Linked DNA regions of Homo sapiens: region 1 is linked to region 2. Evidence: read pairs that join two places in POLR2A ChIA-PET (ENCODE). Cell type or tissue: GM12878. All regions are shown on one strand.

Region 1 (2,500 bases), 170 kb after region 2:
CAACTCATAAAATCATAGTGTTCTTTCCCTCATCAGCTGACAGAATCGTTGAGCAAGCTCTGGGCAACTTCTCCTTTTCTGCAAAACTGTTTTGGTGGGAACATTCAGGTCTTGTGGGGGCTGTTTTTCACTCTATCAGGGACTGGGGAGACAGTAATCCAGGAGAGAGTGTGTGGGAAGATTCTAGGGGCCCTCTGGGGTGAATTCTGCCAGATTTTCATGCAGTGCACACACGCATCCCTGCTCCCATTCTGAGCTGTCAAACACAAGGCAGGCCTTCAAGAAAGCTTGGGAGAGCAGTAAGACCAAATAGCGTTGGCCAGACAACCTACTGGCTTAGGGGCTTCAGGGCCTCAGGCTCAGAAGCCACACTACCTTATGGTATACTTTTTAGCTGGATAACCTTGGGCAAGTTACCTTGCCTCTCTGTGCCTCAGTTACCTAATCTATAATGGAACTATCTCACAGGGTAGTTATAAGAATTAAACAAGTTGATATAGAAATAGGATTTCTGGATAAAGCACAGGATGCCCCAGTTATATTTGAATTTCAAATGTACAACAGATAATTTTTAGTATGTGTGTCTCAAATATTCCATGGACATAACTGTATTCTCTCTCTCTCTCTCGACTGAATCTTGCTATGTGCCCAGGCTGGTCTCAAATTTCTGGGCTCAGGTGATCCTCTCACCTGAGTAGCTGGGACTGCAGGTGTGAGCCACCATGTACAGCATATAATCATATTTTCATTTTCCAAATCTGGCAGCCCTAGATGGCAAGCCTGTGGAAGTGCACCTAGCACTGAGCAAATGCTCACTAAGCATTAGATGTTATGTTCCCTTATTATTCCCTTCGGGATTGAATTAATGACTTTGGCATTTGGTTTTGAAAAGATGGTTGCTCTTAGTTCTGGGTCTCCTCAACCATCTGGAGTTAAATTGGGAGAGCCCAGCCACTGTGGTCACGGCGCAATGGAGCATCTCTCCTGGGGCATCTGACCACATAAGCCCAAGTGATCAAGGACCCACCACCAAGGCCACCTTCACCCGGCTCCACTCCCTCTCACCCTCTGCCTCTCAAACCAATCAATGCCCTTTGTGGGTTACAGACATGGAAGCACAGAAACAAACATGGCTAGAGGGAATTGGCAGTTACTCAGGCCCACTGTGTGGTGGGCCCTGTCCCAGACCCCCCTCGTGTTTTCTCACCGAATCCTCCCAGAAACTCAGTGGGTAAACCTGAGGACACCACCTACAAATTGGGGGTGATAATGCCTCCCAAACTCATAGAATTGTGAAGAGGAAACGAGAAGATGAAAGTGAAGGCCATGAGCATGGGGTAGAAGATTGATATCTTTCTTTTTTCTCTTCTGCTTTTCTATTTTGATCTCCACTTTATCAATGCAAAAACTGACTTGTCCAGGGCTGTGCCGCTTGTAAATAGGGGAAGTGACTGAACACAGGCTGTGTCCTTCCCACGACACCACGCTACTCTTAAAGCTGCATCCCCAGTTTTTGGTCTCACCTCCCCTGGTTCCTGGTGCCCTGCTGGCCTCTGACACTCTTATTCTTCCAAGCTGCACTCTCCTTCACAGAAGGTACCTCTTCCTCCAGGAAGCCCTCAAACCAGCACAAGGCTGAACACACAGCTGGAGAAAAGGACAGCATGGGCAGAGGATGCCCTTGGCTCACTGCCCTTCTCACTCCTCCATGGGCCCAGCCTCCCTGGGGGTCCATTTCCCTTCCCTGGAATCAGCCAAGCACTGAGGGCTGGGTCATCTCCCAGCAAGCTCACCCTCTAATAAGCCAGCAGGCCACATTTTGTTCTCCTTAAATAAATCTTATAGAAACATTTAAATGTTTATTTCACTCATAGATTCTCAGGAATGCACAATAGTTTTCCTAACCGCCTGGGCACAGGGATAAATATAGGCCAGTGTCATAGATGGGAATATTAGCTTCCTTTCCCCAGAGTCACATGGCTAGGCCCAGGCTAGGAAACTGTAAGGAACACCCCCAGCCCCAGCTCCAGCCCACTCCAGCTCAGGCAGGCATGGGGGGTTTAGATCCTGTAGATGGGCGCTGGCAGACAGCCCAGGAGAGGAGGACCCTGCTGGAAGGCAATGTGGGCTAGTGAAGAAGTCGGGTAGGCCTAGACCAGAATCCCACCTGGGTGACCTTGGGCAAGTTACTAGTTACTAAACTTCTCTTTCATGGTCTAAAACATTACATAGAGCTAATAATCACTATTCTCTAGGCTTGTTTTAAGTATTAAATGAGAGAAAGCAATAATAATGACGGTGAAAGTGGTGGTGGTGGGTGCGTGCTGTGAGACTGTATCCCCAGATCCCTGTCTTGTAGCCTGGAGGGCAAACAGGGACTGCCTTGGTAGAGAGGAGATCCAGCAGCAAAAGCAGCCAGTGCTCTTACAACAGGATAAAAGGACTCTCTGGGCCGGGCACGGTGGCTCACGCCTGTAATCCCAGCACTTTGGGAGGCCGA
Region 2 (2,500 bases):
CTGTAATCCCAGCACTTTGGGAGGCCGAGGCGGGCAGATCACGAGGTCAGGAGATCGAGACCATCCCGGCTAAAAACGGTGAAACCCCGTCTCTACTAAAAATACAAAAAATTAGCCGGGCGTAGTGGCGGGCGCCTGTAGTCCCAGCTACTTGGGAGGCTGAGGCAGGAGAATGGCGTGAACCCGGGAGGCGGAGCTTGCAGTGAGCCGAGATCCCGCCACTGCACTCCAGCCTGGGCGACAGAGCGAGACTCCGTCTCAAAAAAAAAAAAAAAAAAGTCCTCAATAATATACTGGCAAACCAAATCCAGCAGCACATCAAAAAGCTTATCCACCACGATCAAGTTGGCTTCATACCTGGGATGCAAGGCTGGTTCAACATATGCAAATCAATCAGCGTAATCCATCGCATAAACAGAACCAATGACGAAAACCACATGATTATCTGAATAGATGCAGAAAAGTCCTTCAATATAATTCAACACCCCTTCATGCTAAAAACTCTCAATAAATTAGGTATTGATGGAACGTATCTCAAAATAAAAAGAGCTATTTATGAAAAACCCACAGGCAATATCATACTGAATGGGCAAAAACTGGAAGCATTCCCTTTGAAAACTGGCGCAAGACAAGTATGCCCTCTCTCACCACTCCTATTCAACATAGTATTGGAAGTTCTGGCAGGGGCAATCAGGCAAGAGAAAGAAATAAAGACTATTCAAACAGGAAAAGAGGAAGTCAAATTGTCTCTGTTTGTGGATGACATGATTGTATATTTAGAAAACCCCACCATCTCAGCCCCAAATCTCCTTAAGCTGATAAGCAACTTCAGCAAAGTCTCAGGATAAAAAATCAATGTGCAAAAATCACAAGCATTCCTGTATACTAATAACAGACAAACAGCCAAATCATGAGTGAACTCCCATTCACAATTGCCACTAGGAGAATAAAATAGCTAGGAATCCAACTTACAAGGGATGTGAAGGACCTCTTCAAGGAGAATTACAAACCACTGCTCAAGGAAATAAGAAAGGACAAAAACAAATGGAAAAACATTCCATGCTCATGGATAGGAAGAATCAATATCATGAAAATGGCCATACTGCCCAAAGTAATTTATAGGTTCAGTGCTATCCCCATCAAGCTACCATTGACTTTCTTCACAGAATTAGAAAAAAACTACTTTAAATTTCATATGGAACCAAAAAAGAGCCTGTATAGCCAAGACAATTCTAAGCAAGAAGAACAAAGCTGGAGGCATCACGCTACCTGACTTCAAACTATACTACAAGGCTACAGTAAACAAAACAGCCTGGTACTGGTACCAAAACAGATATATAGACCAATGGAACAGAACAGAGGCCTCAGAAATAACACCACACATCTACAATCATCTGATCTTTGACAAACCTGGCACAAACAAGCAATGGGGAAAGGATTCCCTATTTAATAAATGGTGTTGGGAAAACTGGCTAGCCATATGCAAAAAACTGAAACTGGACTCCTTACACCTTATACAAAAATTAACTCAAGATGGATTAAAGACTTAAATGTAAGACCTAAACCATAAAAACCCTAGAAGAAAACCTAGGACATTCAGGACATAGGCATGGGCAAAGACTTCATGTATAAAACATCAAAAGCCATGGCAACAAAAGCCAAAATTGAGAAATGGGATCTAATTAAACTAAAGAGCTTCTGCACAGCAAAAGAAACTACCATCAGAGTGAATAGGCAACCTTCAGAACAGGAGAAAATTTTTTCAATCTATCCATCTGACAAAGGGCTAATGTCCAGAATCTACAAAGAACTTAAACAAATTTACAAGAAAACAACCCCATCAAAAAGTGGGCAAAGGATATGAACAGACACTTCTCAAAAGAAGACATTTATGCAGCCAACAAACATATGAAAAAATGCTCATCATCACTGGTCATTAGAGAAATGCAAATGAAAACCACAATGAGATACCATCTCACGCCAGTTAGAATGGCGATCATTAAAAAGTCAGGAAACAACAGATGCTGGAGAGGATGTGGAGAAATAGGAATGCTTTTACACTGTTGGTGGGAGTGTAAATTAGTTCAACCATTGTGGAAGACAGTGTGGCTATTCCTCAAGAATCTAGAACTAGAAATACCATTTGACCCAGCAATCCCATTACTGGGTATATACCCAAAGGATTATAAATCATTCTATAAAGACACATGCACACGTATGTTTATTGCAGCACTATCCACAATAGCAAAGACTTGGAACCCACCCAAATGTCCATCAATGATAGACTGGATAAAGAAAATATGGCACATATACACCATGGAATACTATGCAGCCATAAAAAAGATGGGTTCATGTCCTTTGCAGGGACATGGATGAAGCTAGAAACCATCATTCTCAGCAAACTAACACAAGAAGAGAAAACCAAACATCGCATGTTCTCACTCATAAGTAGGAGTTGAACAATGAGAACACATGGACACAGGGAGGAGAACATCACACA

What was found. ChIA-PET counts read pairs that join two places held together with the same protein. Peaks named below come from ENCODE experiments on the same cell type or tissue, not always from the same donor. Only the 100,000 strongest peaks of a DNase experiment are listed, where the experiment ranks them.
Region 1: POLR2A ChIA-PET joins it to region 2 with 6 read pairs; 2 of 35 experiments call an interaction of 5 or more read pairs at or near these places.

The regions. Positions count from the first base shown.
Region 1 is chr11:10,640,433-10,642,932 of GRCh38, forward strand. All of the region lies in intron 2 of IRAG1 (inositol 1,4,5-triphosphate receptor associated 1), which reads right to left. Among named protein-coding and RNA genes, the nearest start is that of IRAG1, 52 kb to the right of the region's middle. RefSeq lists enhancers at 1,502-1,551, 1,572-1,751. In GM12878, no CTCF peak of the experiment used is centred here; a DNase peak (open chromatin) is centred at 1,419; H3K27ac peaks cover 1,762 bases.
Region 2 is chr11:10,469,780-10,472,279 of GRCh38, forward strand. All of the region lies in intron 2 of AMPD3 (adenosine monophosphate deaminase 3), which reads left to right. Among named protein-coding and RNA genes, the nearest start is that of AMPD3, 16 kb to the left of the region's middle. In GM12878, no CTCF peak of the experiment used is centred here; no DNase peak of the experiment used is centred here.